Regions from separate parts of the Homo sapiens genome. Here region 1 is linked to region 2. Evidence: chromatin loops called from intact Hi-C (ENCODE). Cell type or tissue: endothelial cell of umbilical vein. All regions are shown on one strand. Each heading gives the region's core, and the rest is flanking DNA. Links, peaks and the distances in the headings are about the cores only.

What was found. A loop is a pair of places that touch in the nucleus more often than their neighbours do. Peaks named below come from ENCODE experiments on the same cell type or tissue, not always from the same donor. Only the 100,000 strongest peaks of a DNase experiment are listed, where the experiment ranks them.
Region 1: a loop joins it to region 2, with 3 times the contacts of the local background. A loop is called at or near these places in 2 of 110 quality-filtered maps.

Annotation. Positions count from the first base shown.
Region 1 is chr15:32,785,573-32,801,279 of GRCh38, forward strand. It overlaps FMN1 (formin 1), which reads right to left. Exons shown (of 21, transcript NM_001277313.2): 19 at 13,232-13,381. The region is part of intron 1 of LOC107984089 (a long non-coding RNA gene); the gene reads left to right. Among named protein-coding and RNA genes, the nearest start is that of GREM1-AS1, 75 kb to the left of the region's middle. In endothelial cell of umbilical vein, for the core only: no CTCF peak of the experiment used is centred there; a DNase peak (open chromatin) is centred at 7,279; H3K27ac peaks cover 498 bases.
Region 2 is chr15:32,847,941-32,863,647 of GRCh38, forward strand. It overlaps FMN1 (formin 1), which reads right to left. Exons shown (of 21, transcript NM_001277313.2): 17 at 9,075-9,167. Among named protein-coding and RNA genes, the nearest start is that of GREM1-AS1, 140 kb to the left of the region's middle. RefSeq lists an enhancer at 8,840-9,738. In endothelial cell of umbilical vein, for the core only: no CTCF peak of the experiment used is centred there; DNase peaks (open chromatin) are centred at 3,901 and 8,181; H3K27ac peaks cover 3,229 bases.

The sequences.
Region 1 (15,707 bases), core at 4,061-12,060, 62 kb before region 2:
TTGGTTCATTTCAGTCAGTACAGAAAATACAATCTGGTAATACTATCAGGGCATTTTTGTTAATACATTACTTGCTTTTGTATTGTAGACAACAGGACCAAGAAGTGACTTCAGGAGCAGAGGAATAAACTTTTGGCCTCTAATGCTACTAGCTTTAAAAAGAAAGCCCTACCAGCTACCTAGTACAGTGTGACTAAAATTAATCACCGCTCGACTCAGATCATGTATGTTTCTTGATCCAAGCCATTAAAAGTTAATGGCTTTGGAAATATTGGCAGACAAAGGCAAAGAAAAGAGACACATTGAGGGAATATGGTTCATGAAAGGCATCTTGGGAAACACATGAGATCTGACCAGCTATAATATGAATCTCTTTAAAAAAAGATTTTAATATCACTCGTTGCTAAAGAAAGAAGATAAAAATGGTCTAAAAAATGGATACGGTATGCTCTGTGTGCCAACAGGTAATGTGCCTTTAAGTCAGCATGCCACAGGAAATGTCCACGTTCCCTAAAAAGTAGGATGATAAAAACTGAAGGTCCAAGCTGCTGCACCACTGGACTTACCCTAAATGTAAAGACAGGAGTTCAGAATCTCTCTAATAAATGCAAGAGCTCTTCATTCTCATGACTGTTCAGAAATACATGGACGAACATGATAAACAAAGGAACATGCAAAAAACACATTTTTACCACTGGCTCAGTCAATTCTGGCCTATGGTCCTTTGGAATGGTGAATAAGGTTTCCGTGGTATAAAAAAGGTATTGGCCCTCACTGTAGATCACACCTGTAAAATAAATGACTCACCAGTCTGACTACCCAATATAGCTTTGCTCTACCAGTCATTATCAGGGACAGCTTCTATGAGCAAATAATGACACTCTTATGGTCTCCCTTCAGAAGAAAAAGTCAGAAAAGGGGTATATAGAGCTTCAAGGATGAAATACAAAAAGGAGTGAATATTCACTCCTTTGCCATGATCTCCTTGCAGCTTTGAACTAAGTCACATCAGGCCAAGGCACAAGGAATAACATATAGACTTTGGGGCATCAGGGAAATGGCTTCCTTGCCTCAGAAAGCTCAATATCACATGGTTTATGGCATTTTGAATAGAGAAGATTGAGGGCAACGTTTTGATCTTTTTCTCATTAGGCTTACCTGAAACATAGATGGTATTAACGCCATAAGGGCTGTTTTAAATATGCTTTCAGAGGGATATGGCTGTGTCCAGCCATCCCTCCAACCACTGCCTGGTGGCCTGAACATCAGAAGTAAGGCTCTGTCCACTCTATATAGTTTGTTCAGGTCTTTTGATACTACTCGAGTCTATACAAGGTACAGCCCCCAGTTCCCAGAGCGAAATTGTTTCTCCAGGCGAAAACGGGCTAATGTCCAACTTTGATTCTAAATAAGTGAGATCGTAGAGACCTGACCAGGGCTGTGAGGACCACTCTCATTTCTATCCATCTTGACAACAGTCACTCACGAGGCATTTCTGAATTCCTGACATAACTATCGCACGAGGTTAACTGCTATAAAAGTCAATGAAATAAGTAAAGTCACTCCCTACTGTAAGAAAAAAACAACAACAAACTCATTAATTTCTCAATTTAAAGGGAAATTTTTTCCTTGCTGCAGCAGCTGATGAAAACATCATTGACTAGGCTATGTGGAATGTTTCCAAAGGGTAGAAAAATAAAACTAAGAGAAAAGAGCCATAAACAGTAAGAAAGAATGGGTAACCCCAAGTTCATTTATCCCAGGCAGGCCAACAAGGCCACATACTTAGACAGACACACTCTTCCATGCTCATTTTCTCTTCAGAGTCTGACCTTCGGCCCTGACCGCTCTGGCACCGACCACCTCCTGTGCCTCCCAGGTCAGTTTCACTAGCAGCCATGATAAAACAGACCAGCAGGAAAGTAAGAATACCAGCAGAAAGTAATCTTAGGCTTAGCTCCTAACACACCAGAATTTAGCCTTTAAAAGTTATTCCAGTTGGGCATGGTGGCTCACACCTGTAATTCCAGTGCTTTGGGAGGCTGAGGCAGGACTGCTTGAGGCTAGGAGTTCAAGGCCAGCCTGGGCAACACAGCAAGACCCTCTCAACTAAAAAATGCTTTTTAAAAAATGAGTTGGGCATGATGATGTGTGTCTGTAGTCCTAACTAGTCAGGAGGCTGAGGCAGGAGGATCACTTGATCCCAGGAATTGGAGGTTACTATGATGACACCACTGCATTCTAGCCTGGGCAAAAGAATGAGACCTTGTCTCTTAAAAAAAAAAAGTTATTCCATGATAAATTAGCATATCACTTCTACTTTGTCCAATTGTGTACTTTGTCAAATCTAAATCTGACAATTTTCCCTACTCTATTCCTAAGATATTTTCCTATTTAAAAGTAAAAAACTTCTCTTAGAGACTGCATGCATTTCACCAGCTACACAGATCAGCCACTTCATAGTTTTTGTGAGCTATCACTTGTATACCCAAACATACTTTGACTTCAAGTGATTAATTGCAGAACAAAGTCCTCTTCCGTTTGCAGAGCTTCTCCCCCAGGACACAGGGGAGTTGAAGTTGGGGAGCCCTGGACTTGCCCTGGAATGCATGATCAGTTAAAGCCAATCACTCTGCACTTAGTAGACATAACACCCAGAGCCGACCCGGCGATTTAGGTGCAGAGTGAAAGGTAACAGCATCGCATTCATTTCCTCATTTAGGGAGAGTAGTCTGGGAGACAGTTTGAAAACTGAAATCAGCCCTGTGTCATAAATTTGCAAATTTAATTGAAATGCATTAGTCTTTGGAAGACATTTCCAATCCCGATAATGAAGACATGCATGTGCTAGCAGATGCAAGCTCCCCCTTTTGGTTTTGAAACCTCTACCACCTACTGAGTCTCACCAAAAACTAGCACTGAGAGCCTGTTTGCATGGGTGACTGGAACAAAAGGGTGAGGAAACAGGGAAGATTGTCTGGAGTAAGGAGTCTCTCTGGCGCCCCTCAAATCATTCTACCCAGGCAGCCCCCTGTTGCATCTCTGCCCAAGGCAGGAGCTGTCAGGAGTCCCACAGATAAGTAATTTAGAAATATTCTAGGCTGAATGAAGGAGACATACTTTAGGTTTCCATTGTTCTCTGCCAAGCTAGGGAAATGGAGTGCGGACAGATGCTCTCTAAGGTTTTGATTTGAGCTCCAAAGAGGTTTGAGGCTTGGCATAGCCATGAATCCAAAGGATCTCCACTTCCTTCTTTTTTTCTAAACAAACTGAAAGTAATACAGTCAAGAACAGAGCTGGCGATTGTTTTATTCCATTAACTAATCTTTCTTGTTCTGAACATGTCTATTCTCTTTAACAAAGCTATTAAGATTTTAGATTCTTGGGCAAAAGCAACCCATATGGGATACATTTAGGGACTTCTACCACCAAAACCCAAATAAACAAGATTTTTCATCTATCAGCAGCAGACAGCAAATCTTGCAATCAATTTCAACATGGCAAAAGGAAACACAATGATTATTTATTTGTTCAACAAATACTAACTCAGCATCTACTATATATATGGAAAAACAAGGTGCTACAGAGAAAACAAAGTGGTACAAGACATTGTAATTATCTTCTAGGGGCCTATGATTTATCTAAAAGAGAAAGTGCCTATAACCAAATGAATAAAAAACCAAATCATTAAATGACAAAACTGAAGATACAGTAAACCCCCAAAATTCTGGAGATACGATAGCTCACACAGATTGGAGAAAGCTTCATGAAGGACACCGTATGTGATCAATAAATTTTTCCAGAATAGTTTCATAGTCTGTATATCACTTGAGACATAATATTTTTAGATTATACCATTATGTAAATATTATAGTAGTTTTAAAGTAGAGTCACACACTGCATAATGACATTTCGGTCAAAGACAGACCTCATATATGATGGTGGTCCCATAAGGTTATAATGGAGCTCAAAAATTCCTATTGCCTAGTGAAGTCATAGCCACCATAATGTTGTGGCACAACTACTTTATTATAAAAATAAATTTAGTGTAGCCTAAATGTACAGTGTTTATAACATCTACAGAAGGGTACAGTAATATTCTAGGCCTTCAGATTCACCCACCACTGACTCACTGACTCACCCAGAGCAATTTCCAATCCTGCAACCTCCATTCATGGTTAAGCGCCCTACACAGGTGTACCATTTTCTATCTTTTATACTGTATTTTTACTGTACCTTTTCTGTGTTTAGATATGTTTAGATACACAAATACCATTGTGTTACAATTATATTCAGTACAGTAACCTGCCGTACAGGTTTGCAGCCTAAGAACACTAGGTTATGCCATACAGCCTAGGTGTGAAGTAGGCTACACCATCTAGGTTTGTGTAAGTACACTCTATAATGTTCGCACAATGATGAAATCACCTAACAATGCGTTTCTCACAATGTATCCCGCTAGTTAAGTGACACGATTCTACGTGTTTAAATTAAGTGCTGCAAATTTATATTATAGGAATGTGCAAATACACAAGAGACTGGAGTAGACCAAGCACTCAAAGGAGGAAGCACAGAAAAGAAGGCAGTTAGGCTGATCCCAGGAATAACACTGCATGATTCCTCCAAACGCATGTTCAGTCACCCAGGTCCGCCTCTTTATGTCTATGTAGCCAAATTCATCTGCTGTCAATGCCCAGCTCATTTTCTACTTAAAATCACAGGAAGTCAGGGTTGGAAGAGAACTGCAAGATCACCTGAGCCCAGGAGTTTCTAAACTTGGCTGAAGGATCACTAGGAAGGTGTCAATCTCTGATCTCCAAAGCCTACCTGGTACATGTAAACAAGAGGATGGTGAAGCCAAGGCATTTATTAAGGAAACTAAACACAAAATGTGTTCTTGCTCTGCCATCTCTGTGGGGAGTTTCTAAAACCACAGATTTCTAGACTCTACACTCTGGTATTCTGATTCAGTGGATCTGTTTACATTTTTACAATGACCTCCAGGTGACTTGGGAGATCTGCCAGGTTTGGGAGCTGCTGATCTCTAACACTGCCCTACTGGCTTCTGAATCTCCTCTAAAACTATCTGCTTAGGGTGGTCCTGATTATGGCTAAGTGTCTTCTCAAAGCTCCCTGTAGCTTCCACATTTCCTTTGGATCATTTCTTCCTCCAAACTCTTACACCAGCCAAGATCTTCAATGCTCTTTCAATATCCAGCTGTGCGCTGGAGAATGCACCATACAAGACACAGCAAAGAACAGGCTTGTGTCCTAGAAGTGGAAAGATACACATAAACTGCTAAAATAACAAGTTGGAATGAATTAAATACTAAAGGATCGTAAGAAGAAAATGCTGTCAGAGCCCACAGGAAAAGCTAATTCTTTTATTAAGGGAGATTTCAGAACATTTCTACAGAACCTGGTTTCTGGAGGCAGCCCTTGAAAGACGACTCTATTTTGATCAGCAGGAAATAATGGGGGGAATGCGGTATGAAGAAATTATCCAGTGAGAACACAAGGAAAGAAAGTGCAGGTGTGAGACAGTGAGTGGTCATAGTAGGTGCAGGGAGGGATGAGGCTATAGGAAATGAGGCTAAAGAGTGAGTTTAGGGCAGGTTCTCAGAGGGCCATGCTATAATTTGGGAGAGAATATGAAGTTCTTGAAAGAACTCAAGCTTTAGTGTAAAAAAAAAAAAAAAGACCTAGGTTCTTATCCTCATTCTGTTTATTAATGAAACTATGACATTGAAAATTCATTTACTCTCTCATGCTTAGCTGTGAAATAGCAATAAACCTTTTTTTTTTTTCCTTCAGGGCTGTTGTGACAACTTAATACATTAATAAATTAAAGTACCATCCATGGCTAATTATCTTTCCTTTATTTCATGAGCAATGGAAAACCACAGAATATGTTTAAAGAGATAACTATGATCTAAATTCTGTTTTGGAAAGATAATTGGATGCAATATTCAGGGACACTTCAAGAGGAAATAGAAAACCTCTAGGCAGAGAGAAGAGTTAGAAGGATGTTTCAATAATCCAAGTGAGAGATGATAGAGTCCTGAATCAGAGCAGAGACACCTCAAATACAGGGTAAAGAACAATCACCATTAAGGGGGCAAAACTATAAAGAGTCAGAAATAGATGAAAAATAAATCTTGTAGCAGTAAAAATAATTCTCATTCCAGCCTGCCTTTTGCTAATAGGAGGAGGATAGTGTTGCAATTGAAAGTTAGGGAGCCTAAGAGGAATAGGCCTTAGTTGAGATGGAATAATTTCCAACCGAGACATATTGAATTGCAGATGAAGGCTGGGTATACAGTTTAATGTGCAGTAGGAAATGTAGGTCTAAAACTTGGGAGGCCTTGGCAATGAGGTGATAGGTGAAGCTGTGAAAATAGTTGGGACTAACAAAACAGAGAATAGAGCAGAAAAGAGGAACACTGAGATTTACCTTGGGGAAGGCCCACACTTAAGGAACAGAAGAAACAGAGGAACTAAGGAGGGAGATGAAGAAGGGGAGTAGTCACCTTCGCAGAGAGACCCAATATATTATCAGAGCAACGAGGCATTTCGAGATGGAGGAAACTACCATTGGTGTCAAAAACTAGCAGTGGCACACTTTGGGAGGCCGAGGCGGGCAGATCACGAGGTCAGGAGATTGAGACCATCCTGGCTAACACAGTGAAACCCAGTCTCTACCAAAAAAAAAAAAAAAAAAAATTAGCCGGGCGTGGTGGCAGACGCCTGTAGTCCCAGCTACTTGGGAGGCTGAGGCAGGAGAATGGCATGAACCCGGAAGGTGGAGCTTGTAGTGAGCCGAAATCGCGCCACTGCACTCCAGCCTGGGCGACAGAGCAAGACTCTGTCTCAAAACAAAATAAAACAAACAAACAAAAAAAACCCAAAAAAACTAGCAGTGGCAAAGAATTAGTTAGAAGGAGTCATCTGATTTCAGTTAGGAAATGTGACACAGTCTAGTAACAATCTCAATATGCAGTTCTCCTGCTTCCTTTAGTAAAGGAAACCATGAGTCTTTAGCAGGGACATGGCTCCCAGCTAAGCCTACATTTCCTGGTCTCCCTTGTGTATGGCCATGAGACTAAGTTCTGTCCAATGGGATAAAGTGGAAGTGATGTGTGCACCTTCCAGCTCATGCTATTTAATATTAAAAGGAAAGGTTGTGCAGTCCCCTTCCCACTGGCAGGAACTCAGCAGCAATGGTAGCAGTAGACCTGACGTGTGCCCCCTTACACGTTGGGAATAAGGACCTTACCTTAAGGACGGCAACCACAAAAGAGAAGAAAACTGGGTTCCTGACATCCAAACTCCTTGCATTCAGATTGTTATACATGAGGAAAATTGATTTTTCCTTTGTTTAAGCAACAGTTATTTTGGCCTCTGTTATGGCAGCCAAGACGTTATCCTTACTGAGACAGGAAGGAGTGTGTGGTACGAAAAAGGAAATAAGGAAATGAACGTAAATCATTCTTTTAAAAGAAGTTAGAAGGGAAAAGGAGACGGAATGATGCTTTCAGAGAGAGGGCCAAGAGGTGTGTATAGTTTTTTAAACCAATGATCCTATAATTCTTACAGTTTTTTAGTTTATCCTCTCTCCTTATTCATGGCATATTTTTAATTTTGCAGATGTAGTTTTAAATTTATTGCTTGGGGAATAAGCAGTTTTTATTATTTGTGATTTCTTTTTTTCTTTTCTTTTTTTTTTAAAGACAGTCTCACTCTGTTGCCCAGGCTGGAGTGCAGTGGCGCGATCTCGGCTCACTGCAACCTTCGCCTCCCAGGCTTAAGTAATTTTCCTGCCTCAGCCTCCCGAGTAGCTGGGATTACAGGTGTGCACCACCACACCCAGCCAAGTTTTGTATTTTTTAGTAGAGATGAGGTTTCACCATGTTGGCCAGGCTGATCTTGAACGCCTGACCTCAGGTCATCCACCCACCTCCGCCTCCCAAAGTGCTGGGATTACAGGCATGAGCCACTACGCCCGGCTGTTCTTTGTGATTATGACAATGTTGTTTATCAGTTAGGTCTTGGGGCATTTACTGTTTGTGTATTTGCACAGAACCATTTTCAAATGTGATTTAGGAAAATTCAAAGTTTTGACAATTAATTAGGGGGTGATTGTATTATTAAGGGATTTTTAAAAATAAGCAGCTCTTTAGTGGTTAAATGAATACAAGTCATTTAACTACATAACACAGGGCAAGGAAAAGAAAGTTAACATGTTACAAGTTACTGAAATTATCATGTATGTATGTCAGTAGGAAAGCAGAATTCAATAAATAACAATTTTATTTATGGAGCTTTTTCTAGGAGTAAGTTTATCATGTAAAGAAAAGAATTCCTGTAGTGTCTACACTGCAGTCAGTGGCTTGTGGATTGAGTGACAGCATCTCTAAGTCCCCAGCTCTTGGTCCTAAAGTGACCTGAGCAGTAGGGAGCTCTGAGAACAGCTTTCAGGATAGCCTCACAACAGCTTTGAACTATCTTCTGTAAAGGGTACAGCAGTTCCATAATCACCCATAACAGCAGCAAGTAATAGACTTAAAACAAAAACCCTATTGGTAGGTGGCTGGGTAATAAAAAAAACAGCCCCCTCGCCCCCAAAAGAAAAAAACAAGATAACTATCCATTCCCCTATGGTGTAAATTATAGCTATGTGTGTAGTGAAATTTCTTATTTTCATTTCACATAAAATTCACCAAACTTCTAATTCACTCATTACTTACCCATTATGGGGTTTTTAAATGGCACTTTTAAAGTTTGCTTTGGCTCAGGGTGAATTATATGCCCAGACTTTATTCCTGGAGTCATGACTCCCGTAGGCCTTCTGTACCTTTTGCAAATTCAAAGCTCATTTTGTGGGAGGCAGTGCTTCGTGTGCATGCGCGGGCATATGTGGGGGCAGTCTTAGGATATCCTAAATGGTGGAATGTTTTGTAAGTAAGGGTCCTATCACCCAGAATAATTCAGCAGCCAAAAAAAATAAAAAATAAAAAATAAAAAAGAGTAAAGAATAGCCAATAAAGGTATCAGCAAAAATTAGGTTACCTACTTGCAGTTATGCATATACTTGGATAATCTATTGATTTAACAGGTGGAAGAAACATGTGTACCAAAAATTCATTGAATGTTTGGATATCATGAGGTACAAATACAAAAGTGCATTAAAAGGTAAAAGTGAGGCAAAGTTGCTTCTGAGGATAAAATAAACCTTGGATTATGATACATCGTAAATGCAATGTTGGATACAGATGAGCAGAGAAAAAAACGTTTTGTGTACATGCTCCATAAAAAAACGTGATCTTCAAGAACAACATTAGGATCAGGCGTGGTGGCTCATGCCTGTAATCCCAGCACTTTGGGAGGCCAAGGCAGGAGGATTGTTTGAGCCCAGGAGTTTGAGACCAGCCTGGGCAACATAGTGAGACACCGTCTCTACAAAAATAAAAAAATAAAATTAGCTAGGTATGGTGATGCACACCTGTAGTCCCAGCTACTCAGTAGGCTAAGGCAGGAGGATTGCTTGAGCCCAGGAGGTCAAGGCTGCAGTAAGCTATGATTGCGTCATGGCACTCTAGCCTGAATGACTCAAAAGAAAACAAAACAAAGGCCAACATTAGTATTTTATGAGAAGAACTGGGGGTTCAGGTGAGGCAAGGTAGCTATAGATGTTTACCGATTTCAAGAGGGCAATGAAAATTCTTTCTGGCACCTAATCTCTCTCCCAACTCACCTGCAAGTCCTTGCTTGAAATATCTTCCAATATAGTACCTATAGCTCAAGAGCAAAGGTGAGGGGCACTATGGCAGAAGGGAAACACACAGCTCCTCAGAAAATTAGAACCGCAGTTTCTAGATTCATAGAGATTTTGAGCTAGAAGAGCTCATAGTCACCATTTAATTCCTGCTTCATCCTGATACATACATTTTACAGATGTGACAATCGGGTTCCCAGTGAATAAGTGACTGGCCCAAGATCACATAGCCAATTAATGGGGGTGGGGGGGTGGCAGGGTGAAGGGTAAAAATGCCTGTTTTCAGCTCTCTGTCTCCAGGTCTTTTTTTACACTGCTCAGCACTGCACATATTCAGAAGGGATAAGAGAAGGGACTGGGATGCTTCACTGAAAGATGAGTCCTGATACCAGGGGCAGCACGATGACTGAGTGGGTCACAGACTGCACGTCTAGAAAGTGGCGCTTTTGGATTTGTGCCTGGGCTCAGAAGTTTGCTCTTTTGCTTAAGATTGGCTTGAATGCCAAGGAAAATTGAAAGCCATTAATATACCACGACACAGTAGATTACTCTTCCAAAGATATAGTTAATCTCCAGGTAAACCATATTCCCCAGTGAAATATTGTTCCTTCTGCCGAACCACAGAGTTGTGCCCTGACACCAGTTTAATAAGATTATTGTTCACTCACAAGGCACAAGAACTTAGGACATTTTTATGTGGTCATTTGTATGTTACAGATTATTCTGGATTTTATGAGGGGAAGCTGTTATCTTGTTATGAAGATGCATTCATCTCAATTTTGTATCAAACTAATGTGTACTCATGAAAACTACCTAAGCAGGAAAAGTAAATATTCACCACCACCTAAAATTAACCTCCAGTGGCCTAAGTAGTTTTCAACACTTCCATTTCATTTGGAAGTAGAATTTAAACAAAACAGTGTTTTCCATGAAACCTGTCCCTTTGAAAATGCTAGTACTGATTCTTAATTTTTCCAATGATTTTGAGCACTTAGTTGGCCTTCCAATATATTTAAAAATTAAGTGAGTTGAATTTTTCTGATGAGATCCCAAACTAGTTTTTTTCTTTATAATTACACATCATCAGGTTTTTATTTTGGTTATGAATTTTATTTTTTAGGATGCCCTTGTTAATGATGTTATGTTGTCTCCTGATGTTTAGTGTTGTTGGGATATATTCGGTTTCTGGGGAAAGTATAATTGAAACTATAATATCAAATATCATTAAATAGATGTCAAAACAAAGCAATTATAGTGTTCCTCATTTAATAGAAAAATTCCAGTTAATTTGCTTATTTTACCATAATGAATGTGTGATTCTAACAGGAAAGAAGCTAAAATCTTTAGCAGACAGAGAACACTTTAACAAAGTTCTCACTTTAGGATTTTAAGAAAACCCTGGATATCAAGCAGTTTGTTTAAATGGTTGAGGAGTAATATACATAATGTGCTAATATTTCTTAACACACAGATTTTCCTAACCATGCTGCTGCCTCCAGAAATATCTTATTAGCCATCATCAACTTTCAGAGATGTTGTTTTAGGGTAGAAACCTTGGTGATCCATCCTCACAGAGCATGGCTGGAATGAAGGGTCCCCTGAAACTGCGAAATGAGAAGAACCAAAAAGGGTCTTGTGAGGTCATGACCCTGTAAAGGGGTTGGTTTACAGAGTGTGAAGCAGGCAATTCAACAGCTGCACCCAGGAAGCAATGCCACAAACGCCCGTGGCTGGGAATCAGAGATACTGTCATTTTGAAGGACTTCTGGATACCACCTCTATGACAGACTCACAATTTCTTTGATCTAACTTCTATGATACAGAACACTCTTTAATGTGGAATACAGTTATTTCAACAGAAGATCATTAACATATAAAGCAATTAATTGCCTTCTCTGTTGGTCTTTTGTTTGTTTTAGACCATTTTTAGGGCCCCAAGGACAAATATACTAAGGACTGTGCTCAAAATCTGAGGTGTAAAAATTCTTAAGCAAAAGCTGTACATTCCAGGCCCACTGTGGGATGTCCCAGCCTCAAGGTGTATGGACCTGGAGGGCAGACTGGCCAGCTCCTATGCTGTTTTAAGAATAGTATTTTCGTATGAGAATTGATTCCACAGAAACTTATTTTAGCTTACTTTAAAGGGCTAAATAAGTGATGGCAGGGCAAGAACTATGGGTTGGGTGCCAAGATTTTTAGGATTTTTTTTCATGTTATTATCAACGACCTATTTTCTCAACAATGGTACTTTTCTCTGCTTCAGTTTTATCTATATAATGGATATATTCAGTTTAATTCCCATGTTCCCAAAGAAGTACTGATGGGAAGATGTGTTGATAAACACATCTTTAACTTCCTTGGAAAGAAAGAAGGCCTTTCTCTTTTTTTAGCTCCCTGAGAAAATACTTAGAGACTAATACTAGGTCAAAAATCTCACAATTTTGCTCCTCTTACTAGTGTTTTAAGGTGAAATATATTAGGGTAGGTTGTGATGTGTCTAGAAATATATTATGTATATATCTTTTCTTTGATTACAAAGTGAAGAATAAAAATACTGAATTATGGAATGTCAGGCCTCACAGGTTAGTAAAAGGTAGATGCTATAATGAAATATATCATTTTCCTTACGCTGAGGAATTTTTTGTCTCCTTCCACTCTGTTTTGAATGCCATTCTTATACATCTGTTCCACAGGAGTAGTAGTAAGACCTGTTTGAAATTTAAATCCATGACACCCCTTCCATAACAGTGGCAACCCAATCACAAAAATGATCAGGCAGAAATGCTTTTTTCTGATAAATAGGGGCAAATTCAATCTCTCTAAGGAAAACGCACACACACACACACACACACACACACACACACACACACCCCGTCTATATTCAGAGTTGAGGTTTTTCTTCTACCCCCAGCTAATAAAATCGGGGGCTGCAACGAGGCTGAGCGGCACGCAGTTTGATGTCCGCAGCAGGATACAGGGAGTCAGAAGTGGCGCTGTAAATCCAATGCGGGGCTTCCACGCTGTGTGAAGTGTGGCCTGAGTCACAGAGATTTTCCTTTGATGCAAGTTCAGTATATTAATGGGAAAAGCATTCACTTTTATTTGTCTATACTGTCTGCGACAGCAAGGCTGCCTCATTTAGCCTGGGCCAACATGAAAATACACAGAGAAGCAATCTGTTGCAAATTAGCACAACCCTCCTTTCATTTACTAGCTAGTAATTGGAAGGGGTTAAGAAAGTGTAACTTATCAGATCATGTGAGCATATCTGCCTGTGTGGACAGCAAGCTTTCCCCGAATTTCCCTACGATCCCTGAGGCAAAAAGTCCTTCCCCTATGACCACTTCATCCGAAAGAAAACATCGACAGGTGTGAAATAGACACACTTTGATAGGTTTAAGAGTGCAGTTTCCTAGGCTCCTGAAGGAGGCATTAAAATCTTTTTTTGAACCTTACCTTTCTTTAGATATGTTTTTACTCTCCCGTTTCCAAATTGTCTTGAAGTCACTGCAGAACTCATACCACACCATAAACACGTAGCTGGGTGTGATCTCCTTCTCACCAGACTTTGGCTTCATCCCAAAATATCGTACTGTTGTTTCAAAACTGCAACAGGTAGGGGGGAAAATGGAATGAGGTAGAGGTGAGAAATTGCCAACACTAAAATCCATTAGAGGGGGGATGCTGGGGGCAGTTTCTCTTGTGTTTATTTTGTAACACAGAAGCTGGGGGCTCATAGTTACTGAAGTTTATTGTAAACCTCAGAAAATCTATTTGCTCAAACTGATTTGCCAAAAAATGGAACTTGATTGGGATGCTCCTGGGCACATCTTATCTGTATAAAATCAGCATGTATAATTTCTGGGGGTGTGTAGGTAAAACGTCTCGAGTTTGTTCTTCATCTCAAATCCCCGTCTCTTCCCTGCTCTTCATTTTATGTTTAGTGATTACATGCAAGGTGGATGACACACTGACTGCAGCATTAGCAGCGGTCAGTTCGATAGCTCATTGGGAATAATTAATCTGTCAAATGTTTCACAAAAAAGCAAGAAAATCCATTCTATCCTTTTTCGGGCATATACTGGCTTTGTAATCTTGGGTCAATCACTCAGCATCTTTGACTCTCAATTTTCTCAAGGGTAAAATAAGAGATGTAGATGATATGATCTTCAGGAGGGCTACCTTTTAAAGCTTAATATGATACAAGAATACAAACCACTGATGTACAAAAACAGATACAGTTGTAGGCATAGCAAGTTTTGGATGAAAAACCATTTCTGATCTTGGAAAAATGATCTCCAGTCTGGTCAGTAAAGAATCCCAATTTTCCAGAGTGGATTCCCAGATATCAGTAAGACCTATCCCAGCAAGGCTCACTGCACACCAGACTACCTGGGCCTCCCAAGCAGCCCTTCTTGGAGGCACTAGCTTTGCAGCAATTTACAGCTTTGAACTCAATCTTTCCCCCTCACCCCCACCTACCCCAAGCCTCACAAGCTCATTTGCCATGAGCAAGAACACTTAAATAAATGACCCCCTTTTCTAGGGTGTTGGAAACTAATCAAAGCAGGAATGGCTGGCCAGGTTTATTACTCAATGCTCTATCATCTGTTCAGACACAGTGGTTTTTTTTTTGTGTGTGGCCATCCTGAATACTGATTTTCTAATGGAACTCTATTCAATGGCGATTGTAAAACCCTGAAGCTCCGTTACTATTATGGAGCATACTTTCATCTCATTCTCGGTTATTGGGCAATATGTATCTCATAAGATTTTATCACATTTCACAGATGAACTGTTAATTGATTCCATGGGTACGATTAGGCGAGATCCAAGCTGGAGCTGCAGCTCTGAGTCCCATAAATTCTTTGTGCTTCTGTAAAGAATAAATCTGTTTTTAATGCAAATTAAAACTACTGGTCAGGGAATTTTGGCTCCCAGTTATTAAAAGACTGGAAATGTGTAAGTGGAGAAAGGCAATAACTGCAGTAATCTCTTAAGGGACTCTATTATAATTCCAAACATACATAATGTTGAGAAAAACCGGGAAGGGAAGAATGTGGCAATGTCCACTCTTGCCCCAGACATAACCCTTATTTCCATGGCAGTCCAAACACTGGTAAAACCAAATGTACACTCTATAGCATGTAACTTTATTTCACTCAAATGAAAATTATTTTGACTATAGCATGGGAATACATAAGTAGAGAGTTATATAACCTATAGGAACAGGCCATTCATTTCCTACAAAGTCACAGGACTTTAGAATGGGAAGGAATTTACAGGATGACTTGCCCAAATTATCATTTTATAGGTGACAAAACAGAGACCTGGAAAGACTGTGTGGCATTATTCCCTGGTAGGGTTGGGCCTGGAATTCAGGTCCCCTGATTTTCTGTGAAATGCTCTGTCTGCTTTATCTTTCTGTTGCTCATGCTCAATAACACAGGCATTTAAGAGACAAAATAGTCGTTCTACCCCACCCTTTTCTACTTTAGACACAGGTGTCCTCCTCTGTATCACACATAACATGCATTACCCCAGGGAGGGCATGTGATTATTTTTTCTCTTTCTTATGCTTACCTTCTATACAGATACATATTTATTTGAGCATTCATGGGGAAGGGAAAGTCTTTCATTTCTAGTATTTAGAGGGACAACTTATCTTCTGATTTTCCAGCAAAATATAGTGAAGTCCAGTTATTGTGCTTCATGGAACACCTGACACCTCTGGCATCACCTGGAGTCTAGATTGTGAGATCAACATATTGCAAATCCTGGTGCAGTTTCAGAGAATGTCAAGAGTGATTTGGTGGTTGTTGCACAGCCTGAGAAAAACACATCATCCTCCTGTGGGCCTCGATTTTCCCAACTCTAAACTGAAGCTAACCATTGCCCTCCTTGCCTCTCTCCCTGGGGATTTGTGAGGTAC
Region 2 (15,707 bases), core at 3,659-11,658:
GATATAAATGACTGAGATTTGGTTCTATGTTTGTGATTAGGTTTAAAGGATGGTCTGTGTCGGGGTAATCTGAGAGAAGATCTTTACTCTCTCATTTTGGCATATTCATAAAAGTGTACATTGAAGCACCTGTGTAATGAAGAGCCCAAATGAAATAAAGAACAGGATTATGGCAATAAGAAAAAAAATATGAGGAACAGGTAAAACACCCTACATATTAGAGGCCTCTTCTTGACCATAATGTAAATTAGGGTTCATGTTACATACCTAATAATAACATCACAAAAGTGTGACGCCTGAAACTGAAGTGATGATGGAAGCATGAGCAAAATAAGTGAAGTCAATCCAAGTCAAGGAGAAAGAACGGAGGGGTTCCAGCAGGTTCATGTGTGTGCACGTGTGTGTGCGTGCACACGTGTGTGTGTATTAGACTGTCTTGAGCTCTCAATGCCTTTAAACATTTCCTTGCATTTTCTCATTGACTGGGAGGCTTCCATTAGATAGAGCCATCTAGAGCGATGTTGAAGAAGGCAGCCATAGGAAACAAACCAAGGTACTAGCTCATAGATCTTGCTTGATAAGGGACCTTCAGATTTCCTTTTAAGTTGTCCAGTTCAGCACCCAATGAAAGTAATGAGACTGTGAGTAAGACCATTTGGTTTCCAATTCTAGGTTCAGGTGGCTAAGGGACCCCAGTTGGTATAATGATGGAGAAGCAATGAATAGGAAGCAGAATCTTAGGGAAAAATGTGAAGTGCGAAGTACTATAGAAAATTGTTTTTCAAAAAAAATTTGTTTACTATTTTAAGAGGTACTCACTGGTTAAAACACCCAAATTTATAACAAATCTGCATACGCCTATGAACCTCATCTGCCTATTTTCTACCTGCTGCAGCAATGAACCTGTTTGATTAGTTTTAGGAGTAATAGTCTAAATATTTAACAATAACATAGGTACTAACTAGCAGAACAGGCAACCTGTATGGGTGTTATGGTGAGGACCAGCTGAATATCAGTCTTGGGTTAGTTCTCTTTTGTTTTTTTTTTTTTTTTTTTTTTCAGAGACAGAGTCTCACTCTGTCACCCATGCTGGAGTGCAGTGGCGCAATCTCGGCTCACTGCAAGCTCTGCCTCCCGGGTTCATGCCATTCTCCTGCCTCAGCCTGTTGAGTAGCTGGGACTACAGGCGCTTGTCACCACGCTCAGCTAATTTTTTTTTTTTTTGTATTTTTAGTAGACACGGGGTTTCATCGTGTTAGCCAGGATGGTCTCGGTCTCCTGACCTCGTGATCTGCCCGCCTCGGCCTCCCAAAGTGCTGTGATTATAGGCGTGAGCCACCGCGCCCGGCCAGTCTTAGGTTAATTCTTATTTGTTCTCACTGTTAGGTAGTATTCATTTTTTGCTTCATTTTTATCTGAATGATAAAATAATATACCTAATAATAACATAACTACTCTTCTGACCCTTGCTTTTATCCACTTAAACATATACATTAGGGATCCTCCAGGTCAATACATACAGACTTTTTTTTTAAAAAAGATGCTTAGTATTCCAATGTATGGAAATACCATAATTTCACAACTCCATTACTGGATAGTCATTAGAAACCGACTTCGGGGGAAAACATACGCTCTTTGCAGGAATTTCTGGGAAAAAAAATCCCCTCTAGCCCTTTTAGATAAAAGCCTACCTAATAGACCTGTGATAAAATAGCTTTCTTTTCTTTATTTTTTTTTTGGAGGAGTCTCACTGTGGCCCAGGCTGCAGTGCAGTGGTATGATCTCAGCTCACTGCAACCTTTGCTTCCTGGGTTCAAGCGATTCTCCTGTCTCAGCCTCCAGAGCAGCTGGGATTACAGGCGCACACCACCATGTCCGGCTAATTTTTGTATTTTTAGTAGAGATGGGGTTTCGCCATGTTGGCCAGGCTGGTCTCAAACTCCTGACCTCAGGTGATCCGCCTGCCTTGGCCTCCCAAAGTGCAGGGATTACAGGCTTAAGCCACTGCGCCTAGCCAAATAGCTTTCTTCATCTTCCAAGGATTACTGTTCTGTTACTTAAGTGATCCGGAAGTCACAAGAGATTATCTTAATTCTTGGCCATTTAATGATCTTTGGAACCACGCCTGTCGGTATTTTCTTGAGTAGCAGTGGAGTACACAAGAACCCATTTTGGCTCAGGCAGAGTTCATGTTCTCTAGCCATACTTCTTCTTTCCACAAGCTTTGTAAAGGACGTCAGAATTATTTCCCTCACAGGTTACATTGTTCAGATTACTGACCTTTCCTGATCTCTGTAACCTTAGTGGTTGAATATGGTGATTCAGATAGTTTTGTTTCTTTATTTCTGGGGGTTGAAGTGAAGAGATTATGTAATAACCTGCTCTTATTTTGCAACTTAGAGATTTAAGTATGGCCTTTGTCAATCTAATCTGACCAAAGTATTTACTAAGAATAGATTACGTGCATATGCCCAACATAGAAAGATGATTCTATATCCAGGAGGTCTGACCACAGAAATGTATTATCGACCAAAAATGTACCTCTTCAGATTCTGGGATGATTCAGCAATTCTGAAAGGATTTAAACAGAAAACCCAAGGAGGAGGAAAAAATAGCCTCTAGGTACATTACACAATTCAAGCTGTTTGTTCATAAATTCAACAAACACTTATTAACACCTATCATGGGACAGGCTGAGCCTATATGATGTTGGGACAAGTGAGTGAACAGGACAAAACAGACACAGTCCCAGCTGTCATGGAATACCCATCTATTTATATAATTCCTTTTGCATTCAATGTTGAAAATCAGAATTACTGCTTTTGTTTATTTTAAACCTGGTAAATTTATCTATTTTTTACTAGAAAATAGTTCTTTTTTTTAACTTTTATTTTAGGTTTGGGGGTACATGTGAAGGTTTGTTACATAGGTAAACTAAAACAATTTTTGATATTAAGAATATCTCTAATCTAGCCAGGCGTGGTGGCAGGTGCCTGTAGTCCCAGCTACTTGGAGGCTGAGGCAGGAGAATGGCGTGAACCCGGGAGGCAGAGCTTGCAGTGAGCCAAGATCGCGCCACTGCACTACAGCCTGGGTGACAGAGCAAGACTCTGTCTCAAAAAACAAGACAAAACAAAACAAAACAAAAAAAACAGTATCTCTAATCTCAGCTGGTCAAAGGAACTTAGAAAATAGTTTCATAGACTAGGGCTAGAATGGTTCATGCAGAATCATTCAGAATTTGGCTCCATTCATGGATGCCAAGCGAAATTAACGGAGAATGAGATAAGGCCAAGTGTGGGAGAGTGCTGGGATTAGAGCTAGTTTAGGTTCCAGCCCTCCCTGCCAAAGCTATAAATACAAATGACCAATTTAACAGCATGAAAAGACCACCTACAAGATCTATACCTGGGATCTAATCAGTTGCTCTGTGCCTTCTTTTAATTATAGGATCCCTGCCATGTTTATGGGAACTTTTAATGTGAGCATCACAGTTTTGAAGGCCATATCATTATGACCATGTTTGATCTGAGGGTGGGAAAGCAGGAGCTCACAAAATGCCTGCACAAGGTTATTCTGAACTGAGCTATAAACCAGCTTCAACAAGAGCCTAGTGTGGAAAAGAAAAAAGACACGTAAGAAAAAAGGCATGGATATCATGGAGTTTGCAACCCCGCCAAGTGGTGCCATTAAAATTACATTCAATTCTTCTCAGAAAATGAAATTAAGAAAAAGTACCACAGTTTTGTCAAATAACACTATATAAGGACATTCTGAGAAGGGAAGAATGAAAAAGACATAAGGATAAACGCATCATCTCCATCTGAGTGTGGCAACAGGATATGATTTACAGAAGAAAAATTAAATCATCATGATTGTTAGAGCTGAATTGCAGCTGATATAAAAATAATCCTGAGTCACAACGCACGTGACTTCTCAGGCATACAGAACACAATTGCTTAAAACTTTATAAGTGATAAGACTCCTAATAGAGAATTAGCTTTCTTGCAAAACACTCTGTATAAGCTGTGCTGTAGAAGTACAGAAGTATCTTTTCTCAGTTACATTTGTTATATGATATCCTGTGCTCAGATACTCTGATACTTCAGGTATCGCCTCATTCTACACTCTTTTCTTTGGGCTATCTCATTCATTCCTATGACTTGAACCTTTGTCTCATCTAGCTCTCTCCCATGAGCCCAGCATCTCTACCTGCGCGTCTCACATGTACAAAGTTAACCTGTCTAAAGTTGACCTCACTGTCTTCCATCTCAAATCTAGTCTTATCAGTATCCAACCAGTTATCCAAGCAAGAAAAAGGAGTTACCCTATTCTCCTCTGTTTCATTTTGTACATCCAATTTATTAACCTGTCCTGTAATGCCTAAAACAGCCCTTTACTGTTTACAATTATGTCTTTTCCTTCTTATTTTTACTGCCATTGCTTTGTTTGTTTGTTTTTGAGACAGCGTCTTGCTCTGTTGCTAAGGCTGGAGTACGGAGAATGATAGTTCACTGTAGCCTTGAACTCTTGGGCTCAAGCAATCCTCCCACCTCAGCCTCCCAAGTAGCTGAGACTACAGGCGCCACCACTTTCAACTAATTTTTGGAGAGATGGGGTCTCACTTTGTTGCCCAGGCTGGTTTCAAACTCCTGGCCTCAAGTGATCCTCCTACCTCGGCTTTGCCATTGCTTTTGCTCAAGTTCTTAATTAGTCTGTTACTTGTCCAATATTTTTTTATATTACTGTTAGTTATAACTAACATATTTCTCAGCCACAACAAAAAGCAAAGAGATATACCCCCTGCAAAATAATTGCACAAACCAAAACAATGCAAACAAATCCAACATGATCATGTCACTCCTGTACACATTATTTTTCAATATTATCTGCGGCCTGTCAGACAAAGTTCAGATTCTTTAGCAAGTCATATTGTGACTCTTATCACCGTTTTGGTCTTGTGTTCTTCTCATTTGCCTTGTGATCTAGCCACACCAAGTTGCTTGCCATTTCCCAAACACATCATGTCTTTCATCCTTCTGAGACTTGCAGTGTTTTCCTCTGCCTGGAATGCCCTTTGTAGCCTGTCTGCTGAGAATTTCTAATCCTCAATTTCCTCATCTGTATAGCAGGGCGGTAACAGTACTCACTTCAAAGGACTGTCATGGTGACTAAGTAAAAAGGTGATTTGTTCCCCATGGTATTTAGCAGATAGAAGCACTCAGTAAATATTAACATTATCATTGCCATCATTATTATTTTGTTTTTTCAACTCTAAACAAAAATATCTTCTTTGCTGAAAGTCTTACCTAAAAGTGTTGGGCATTCTTCCTCTCTGATTCTATATGCCTAATTATAGTACCACATTACACCAACTCCAAAATTGATAGAATTTTCACGTTTTAGAGCCTCTGATATTGGGGTACATCTTAAGAGTCTACATGTTGTGGCTTATGGCAGTAATTTTTCTTTTTTTGTAGTACATGTAATAATGGTATTTCTTACAATAAATAGCGTATTAGATGAAATACTATAAACTGTATGACAATTGTCATAGAAATTTGATTATCTATGGTGAATAGTGCCTATCTGTGGCAAATGGAAAATCCTACATTTTCTACGAATCAGTGAAATATCTACGCAATAAATGAAGTACTATTTGGAACTCTACACAGTAGAGAGGAGATACTCCATTTGTATATACTGCAATTTGGCAAAAACCCAGCCCCTACATCATAGCATACTGCTGTGAACTATAATGTATTTCTTAACCACAAACCCTAAACCATACATTTCAGAAATGTAGAGGTAACAGCCTGACCAAGTAGCATGCTGTCACCTCCTTTGGTTACGTAGCCCCACTTGAGAGCCAAACAAGGGCCAGGCCCAGAGTGGGCAGGGGGCTAGCTTGTGAAACTCTGCATTCCAGTAACTTAGGATTCAAGCTGAGAAGGCAGGGCGACAATGAGAAGAGAGTGTAGGAATGAGCTGAGGAAAGCCTACGGAACATGCCTCTAGACTAGCACTTTCTGATAGAAATAGAATGTGAACCACTAATACAATTTAGATTTTCTAGTAGCCACACTCAAGAAGTAGAAGAAATATAATTTAGCTAATATATTTTGTCAGGTTATTAACATATTTATTAACTTACCTATAAATGAATATTAATCGTTTTATTTATTTAACATATCTAAAATGTTATCACTTTACCATGCAATCAGTAAAAAAAATCAGCAATAAAATATTTGACATGTTTTTTCTGCTGAGTTTTCAAAACCCCGTGTTTTACCCTCATAAGACATCTCAGTTTGGATTAGCCACATTTCAGCTTCTCAAAAGCCACATGTGGCTAGTGCTTGCCACATCGAACAGCACAATTCTAGACTGTTTTGACAAAATGAGTTAAGTAATGAAATAATTGTAACAAGCTATTTCAACAGTAGACTTTTCTACCATACGGTATTGGGAATGTTTAAGATTCCTACAATAGTATATATATTTTTATATTCTTAACTTTTTTAATAGAATGGTAATGTTTCCTTCAAATTCAATCTGTGTCATATTTTGGCTGGTTTTGTCTTAAGCATGATTTGATGTTATTCCTAATGTTACTTTTACCTCATCTGTAAAGTAGGAGCTGATGAGCTGATTGTCACTTTTACCTCATCTGTAAGTCAGGAGCTGATTGGCCGGGCACAGTGGCTCACGCCTGTAATCCCAGCACTTTGGGAGGCCGAGGCGGGTGGATCGCCTGAGGTCAGGAGTTCGAGACCAGCCTGGCCAACATAGTGAAACCCCATGTCTACTAAAAATACAAAAAATTGGCCGGGTGTGGTGGTGGGCGCCTGTAATCCCAGCTACCTGGGAGGCTGAGGCAGAAGAATTGCTTGAACCCGGGAGGTGGAGGTTGCAGTGAGCCGAGATCGCACCACTGCACTCCAGCCTGGGCAATGAGGGTAAAACTCCACCTCAAAAAAAAAAACAAAAAACAAACAAAAAAAAGAGCTCGTTGTATTCAATTATAGATCTTTTCCCATTAAGATATTCCTTGGGACAGAGTGTAGGAGTATACAATTAATCTTAGTACTCTTGGTCTCTAACATAGAGCCTAACCTATAGCAGGCTCAGAATAAATCTTTGAATACACATTAAAAGGTGAACTAAGCTAGAGAGTACTGGCTATCTGGGTTCCACACTGGAATTACGTGGAGAGTAAAAAAAAAAAAAAAAAAAAAAAAAGAAAAAAGAAAGAAAATCTGATGCCTGGCCCCACCCTGAGAGATGCTGATGATGGGTCTAGAGTTGGGCCCGGGTATCAAGATTTTAAAAAATCTCCTAAGTGATTCTAGTATGCAAGAGAGTTGAGAACCACTGTTTTAGGACTTTCTTAGAACAGCTTCCTATGGCCATACCTTTACTTCCCTGTCATAAGATCCAGTTTCCCTCATATAAATTCCCTTTCTCTGAATAGACCAGAATTGTCTTGGGAGCCCTAGTAGAGAAGAGGCTAACACATTATCCCAAATGGGGATTTGCAAATTGCTTTTCCAAGGTACCAAAGAAGATTCTCAAGGTTTTAAATCTATTCATATTTATGTCTTTTCAACAAAAAGAATAAAATTCACAATATAAGCTGGCTGCTTTGCAGACGCAGGATTCTAAGAGCATTACAGCATGCAGGTAAATAGTACCCTGACATGCACATGGCAAAATTTTCTAGAAATAGAATAGCAATTAAAAATAAAGATGGAATCCAAGTACAAATGAGCCTCATTTCAAGTTAATTCTGCATATGTAAAAAGCAGATACTATTAACTGGGGTCAGCAAAGGGAAGTAGTTCATGGTTTTCTTCAGGCTACTTAGGTTATATTTACACAGTATAATTATACAGCAATGCATTTTTTGATAAGTCACTTATAAAATCCATCTCCTATAGTCACATAGCACACAAGTATTGGTATCTTTGCTCTCAAGATGGTACTTTGTCTGACAGCATTTCTTCCATCATATATGAGGTTCTGTAATGGCTGAGAGAGAAATCTGACTTCTCCTACTTCAATACAGACAACCTTTCATCATGGAGAAGGGAGCAATGGTCTCTGCACCAAGGGAACAGCAGCTGGAATGGAGTTCCTCTGACTCATAGACTGAGAATTTCCCTGCTGATTCTCAAGCTGGTTTGGCCACACTTTATGCATTCACCCTGCTTAACAGTCTTTTGTTGATGGTGTGGTAACAAGTGGCCTTACTCAGTAATAGAAAAAGCATGTTGAGATATCCCCCAAAGGCTCCTATGTGTGTTTCCTCTAGCTTTCCAGCAGGGAAAAAAGCTGCCTGCAACAACCCCACACTTATTTTTGTTTTACATCTTAAGTTAAATTTGAGAAATTAGAATAGGAATTATCTAAAAGACATGATACTTCCATGTTCACTAACCCTGATAAACAGAAGTTCCCTACTCATGCCAAAACTGTGAAGGAAGGAAATCTGTTAAGATTTCAAAGAAAGTGTGGAGTCTCATGCATACCAGCACATCACTTTCACTGACTAACCCCCAGAGGGCTGATAGGTAGCAAGTGATTGATGGGTGACATTCACTTGGCCCTAATTTTCCTATCTGAAAAGGAATGGAAAATATAACACAAGTTTCCAAGTTGCTACACTCATAAAACCAGGAGGGTGATCACCATCCACCTGTCCAGGTTGACCACAAATGTGAAATGCATGACCACATCTGCCTTACATGTATGTCATTTGTCAGTAAACACGGGCTAAGGAATTCCTTGAGCCCCATGAAGAGACAAAAAAGTTTGTCCTCAGAGAATTTACAAAAGCCAGAGTAACATTCAAGAATTTAAAATATTAAACTGGATTTGAAAGGTGATATGAAAGCTACAGGACAACTTTATCTACCGTGAGTATGTAACCACCATGGAAAGATGGGCTAATGAAATCACCAGAGCTGCCTGTGGTCAGCCAGGATGCCAGGGGCCGTGGGCCTCAGAGAAAGATTCATGGAATGAAGGATGTTTCAGGGCCACGTGTATGTGCGGCTGACAAAGCTTCCTACCTTTTTGGAAGAACTCCTCTAGTTTGTCCTTGAAAGGCTGGAGATACTCCTTTGGGGACTCCTTGCACACCACCACCATCTGTTTCTCACTTGCTGTGAAGAGAAATTTAGAATTAGACTTAGGAACACAGATTTGCTGAGCTCCTGCTATGGGCCAGGTACTGTGCTATGCACTTGGCTATCAATTGTGCACACTCCTTGTCAACCACTGTTGGTCCAAATTCCAGGATTGGGGGGCAGGGGGAACAAAACCCAGAAATAATAAACAAACCAACAAAAATAATTAGTTCATTCTACACCACTCTTGAGGAACAGGGCAATGTACAATCCTTCCATTTTTCTTCTAGAGATCCAGAAAAGTCTCTGACCTGGGATAGGTAAAGTATTCTGCTTGTGTTCTCCCAAAGATAAAGAGAGGCAAAAACTACTTGAGGATTAGTCTCACGAAATTAAGGGCCTCAGCCCTCCTCAGATTCACACTCCAAAAGTAGAGCTTGAAAAATATATTGCAGAAATTCTCAGGCACCCAAGTTGTCTAGAACTACCAACCTAGTGATTGGCCAGGGTGACACACGCATCCCAACATGAGAACTAAGACCAGGTCGGGGAGGACCCTGTCAGTTCTTCATGCTTCCCGTTCACCTACCCTTCCTTTTAATCCTCTACTAACACAAGGGAAATAATTTTACATAATTTACTTCAGATAGACTATCTAAAATTTGTAATAGAGTACTTTTTGATAATCAGGTCTGAGGTGACTTGACTTTTTAAAAATGACCTACCTTATTGGATAGTTACGATTTGTCTACAGGGAAGCCACAGTAAATCATAGTTCACCATCACAAAAGGCAGTTAACCCAGCCAAGAGGCATCTCCCCAAGGTTCCTATGTGTTTGTGCCAGTTACAGCATGCACTGGGAAAAGAAAGGCTTCGTTTCTACAAAGCTAGAGCTGAGTCAAGATCACTTTCATCTGTTGACCATGGCTGGAAATTAGATATGTTCTTGTCCAAAAGCCTATTAATAAAGCACTGGATTTCACCATAAAGATATCATGCCACCTGGGGTTCACAAAATAGAGAAACATATACTACAGATCTTGGAGCAATTTATAAACACACAGGTAAGGTATTTTGGAAGAAGGAGGTTGGGAAGGAGATCTTTATTTACATTGGGAAATTCCTATCCAATAATTTGGCATATTTAAAACTAGCATCTCAGAACGTATACTGCAGGCAAAGCAATAAACATGTCAGTTCAGAAATAGAGAAAATGCAAAAGACACCACTTAAATGTTCTCTGAAATTAGTTATCTGACACTTTTCATTTGCAATATTGCCAACTAGATTGCAGAAATCCTAGACAACCCTGGGGACTACAAAACGGTGCTGAAAATGAAAGTACAATTTGAGGGAACCCTTTGTCATTTTCTGAGTCAAGGTCAGAATCACCTACATTTTCAGAGGTATCTAGGGATTTCTCATGATACAGGGATGCTAGGTCACAGGACAGGGGTACCGAAATTCAAGCTCTATCTATTGACATTGTTTCTTAAAGAGTTTTTATAGAGCTATCTAGAATATCTGCTATTAGCTATTCTGACAACCATTCCAAGGCTATCTAGGAAATCCTGTCCGTTGGGAGGCAAAGACTAATTTTTTAAATGACTTATCTTATTGAAAAAATACAAATCTTACCTTGAAACAACTAGAACAAATTCTATAAATCCAGTCAAATAATCATTTAAAACATTCATTTTTTCCACATTTTTTTCCTTTCTTTGTAAGCCTTTTTGTCCTCTCTACAATAACTACTTTATAGCTTCTCTGCTATTATGAGATTACCCTTCACCTCTTTTGAAATAGATGGATCTGTGGCCAAATGGTAAGTATATCCTTCCCACTACCATTCTTTTCTCAAAATAGGACACTTTGCGCTAGAGTAGTGTCCAAGGAGCGAGAGAGTAGATAGAGCTGGGATATATTTTGCAGGTGTAACAAATAGGTCTTGCTGATTCAGTCAAGGTAGGGTTGAAGCAGATGGAAGGGTAAAGGAGTGGGCAATGGGTTGCTGGAAGTGCCATTTGCTGAGATAGAGAATAGTGGGGAAGTATCTTGTTGGATTATGTTTTTTTAAGAGACAGAGGAGATCAAGAGTTAAATTTGATGCTTAAGTTTTCTCTAGTCTCTATAAATTGTAAGGCAATCTTGTCCCCTGAAAACAAAGGGGGAAAGGTACAAAAGAAGATAAAACTATTAATGGGTTCTCATCACAAATTCAACTAAATTCAAACTTCGGGGACTTGGATTATTTAAGGCCTTTTCCATTATGGCATATTTCAGCTCTATTTCCCACATGTATTTGACTAACCAAACCAAAGCTGTTCAATGTTTTCCAGTTACATTATTCGGCATTCCCAGTTCCATGTCTTCATTCATGTGGTTCTCTGCTCTGCTCTCATGCCATACATTCTTTCAACAATATCTGACAAAGTCCTGTTCATCCTAAAAAGCTTCTCTGAGATGCCAACATTGCCACAAAGCATTTTTCAATCCAATGTTTTTGCATCTTTCAAACATATCTATCACCGTCTGCACAGTGTTTATGTTTTACCTTTAATATTTATGTAAAAGTCCATACATTAATCCCTGAGAAGTCATCATGCAGGATTCATTTACTTCTCCCCAAACTTCTCTAGAGAGCTCCATGTATCTGGCGAAAGCATCAGATTTCCTTATCTTGGCTGAATGTCGTGGTTCGCACCTGTAATCCCAGTGCTTTGAGAGGCCTTGGTGGGAGGATCACTTGAGGCCAGGAGTTCAAGACCAGTCTGGCAACACAGTGAGACCTTGTCTCTCAAAAAAAATTTTTTAAGTTATCCAGGCATGATGGTGCATGCCTGTAGACCCAGCTACATGGGAGGCTGATCTGGGAGGGTTTTTTCTGCCCAGGAGTTCGAGGCTGCAGTGTCATACCATTGTACTCTGGCCTGGGTGATAGAGTGAGACAGACAGACAAGAAAGGAAAGAAAGAATGAAAGAATGAAAGGAGGAAAGAAAGGCAAAGGCAAAGGCAAGGCAAGGCAGGAGGGAGGGAGGAAAGAAGGAAGAGAGAGACAAAGAGAGAAAGAAAAAGAGGAAGGAAGGAAGGAAAAGGAAAAAAGAAAAGGGAGGAAGGAAGGAAGGAAGGAAAGAAAGGAGAGAGGAAGAGGTAGGAAGGGAGGGAGGAAGGAAAGAAGGAAGGAAGGGGAAAGGAAAGAAAGAAAGGAAGAAAGGGAAAAGTAGATGAAGAAAAAAGGTTTCTTCATCTTAACTAGATTCTCACGTGTAGGAAAGTTTAAATAAAATTAGCAATGTTGGCTTGGCACAGTGGCTCGTGCCTCTAATACCAGCACTTTGGGAGGCCAAGGCAGGTGGATCACTTGAGCCCAGGAATTTGAGACAAGCTTGGCCAAAGTGGTGAAACCCTGTTTCTACAAAAAATACAAATACTGGCTGGGCATGGGGGTGTGCACCTGTGGTCCCAGGTATTCAGAAGGCAGAGGTGAGAGGATCACCTGAACCCAGGGAGGTCGACACTGCAATAAGCCATGACCACACCTCTGCACTCCAGCCTAGTCTCACAGGGTGAGACCCTGTCTCCTGTCTAAAAAATATATATACATACATATTAGCAATGTTGACCCAGACTCCAAGTGGGCTTTCCAGAGATGCAATGTGACTTGCTTGCCCTTCCCCTGCACCAAGGGGTCACCGTCTCTGTGTCTCTGTACTCCTCAAACATGGTGAGGTGTCCCAAGATGATCTAAGGTTTGAGTGTATTTTAAAGACCCCCAGAAATGTCCACCACCTCATCCCATGAGTCATAAGCAAGGTAACAAAGGTAACAAAGATGATTATCCTGATTGGGTAGTTCTCAAGGTAGGCAGGGAAGCAGGAAAGACATCTGTTTTAAGGAATCAGCATTTCTCAATGAACATTTGTGGCCACATAAACTTTCCTGATTATTTCCAGCTATGATTCTGAGAATACAGTTAAAGAAAAGCTAGGATTTCCCACAATATAAATTGGGAGGAGTTCCTTAAATTATTTAATTAACCCTCTACTATATTCAAATTCCAACAATTTCATTTATATAGAATTGTTTTTCATGAACGTAGTATAAAACATGCCTGCAATTTACTAATAGGATATAATCGAACGCCTGACAATAACTCCTTCAAGGTTACTTCTCCCTGGTGAAAGCAAAGCTGAAGGCAGAGCTTGTTTCCCCAATTACAAAAGCAATACTTTCTCTTTTGCCTGAATTCACAGGGTTGATCGCTGCAGCTCTCCCTTTGTGCTAGATGTGGTGACAGAGCCCATGCGGTGCCCATCAAATTGCTCCAATTTTATGAGGCCATATCATGGGGGTGGTAAAGAGCTTGTGCTTGGATTGAGACCCACTAGGACTCAGGTGGGCTGTGGCTTGTTTTTCTCATCTGCAAAATGGGGACCTCCCGCAACACAGGCATGATATGATATTTAAGATAATACATACATAGTGATTTGCAGAATGCCTGGCACTCACAAGCAGGCTCATAAATATTATTTGTTATTTTTATGTTTGACTAAAATTGGTTGGGAAACATGTCAAGGTCAGAACAGCAAGAGAGTCATGGCTGGGGATTATTTGCTACAGATGCTGGGCACTGTATTTACGGAAATATGCCACGGTGCAAATCTCCTGTTTAGAACATAGGGATAATGATTTTCATTCCCGTGCTGAAGTTCCACCACCCATTGTGAGAATTCACTGAAGAATGCAGGCGAAGTCTTGGGGAAAGACGAAGCAAAATGGGAAACAATTCCCCTAGGCCTCTGAGCTTCGCGGTTTTGAAATTAGAAACTGAAACCAGTACAAACGAGAGCAGCTCCACTGCTGTGCTCCAAGGCCCTCTCTGCAGCCCCACGGGCTGGGATTCCCACGTGGCCTGTAAGAATTAAACTTCCCCACATGATCAAAGGAGAGGGCTGCCCTCCGACGGTCCCCACAGAGCCACGCGCCCCGGAGGCCAGGCAGCTTGCCTGCTCCAATTTATTGACTTGGCTTATCCGAGATGCTTTCTAGCAGACAAATGGGAGACCTGAAGGCTAATTAATGATGACACCGGAGACTGGCAGTGCATAAAGGAGAGAGGTCATGGACAGATCCACAAATGTCCTTCACTGTTCAACCGGAAGACTCGCATACGATATTGCTAGACCACCAAGGTTGCCTCAGGCGTGGGCTGTGCCAGGAGCTCCAGTTAAAAGCCAAAGTCACCCCAGGTTCTCTTTCTGTTATTTTTCTCTTTACACAATTTTTTGGCAATTAAAAATATATTAATTTCCGAAGTTAGTTACTACTAAGTGATCACTGTGAGACAGAGATGAAATATTAAAAACCAATACATAGTGAAATAACTGAGACTACATGGAGAATATTTTCACTTACAGGTTAAACACTGGTGGAGTATTTTAGTGAAAGGAAAGATATGGCCTAGACTATTTTAATATTTCAGATATTAGGCTGTTAAGGTCAGAATTATCTGTTTTTTGTTTTTCACCCCTAAGAACAAGGGAATAAAGCTTATTAAGCCACTTAAAAAGCCTAGGCAGGTTAGAAAAATGTAGCAGTAAGACCCAGATATAATTCATCAAAATCAAATACGTTTAATTGCTTTGTAAATCAAATGTATGTGGGCAATTGGTATGAAGATATGAAACTTGTTTCTTTTTGTATGAGCTGAAGGACCTGTGGGCTTAGTTAAGTCAGAATACAGTTTTAGAGGAAAGGAAAGGTTTATCAGGCTATCTGCTTTTCCAGAGTTCTCTCTTCTTCCCTGTCTGGTTACCTAAGTCTTACCCCACCCTTCCACAGTCCTGCGCCAGTTCTGCCTCTTCCTCACTTTTACAAGATCCATGTCCTGTTCACAAGCTCCCTGCTCAAAGGACCGCCATAGAAAATGGCTGCAGCAACATATGGAATTTTTTTACTAAAGCAAATTCTTGTATTATATCAATGGGGCTTAGATGAGAGACATAAAGTGAAGCCAGAGATCAAAAGCCTAGAATGCTTGGTTAAGGAGTTTATCATACAGGAATCCATTCAATAAATACATCAGTTCGGCTAGGCGCGGTGGCTCACGCCTGTAATCCCAGCACTTTGGGAGGCCGAGGCGGGCGGATCACGAGGTCAGGAGACCATCCTGCCTAACACGGTGAAACCCCATCTCTACTAAAAATACAAAAAATTAGCTGGGCGTGGTGGCGGGCACCTGTAGTCCCAACTCGGGAGGCTGAGGCAGGAGAATGGCGTGAACCCGGGAGGCGGAGCTTGCAGTGAGCCGAGATTGTGCCACTGCACTCCAGCCTGGGCGACAGAGCGAGACTCCATCTCAAAATAAATAAATAAATAAAATAAAATAAATAAACACATCAATTCAACACATGTCTACTGAGCACCTACTACGTGCCATAAATTGTGTCAGATATTGGGGTTCCATCAGCAAAAGAAACAGACTAAATTCTCTGCCCTCAGACATTATAGTGAATGGGTCACCAACTAAGATTTCTTAATGGGTATGGCACGCAGTAATTATTGTTTCTAGTAA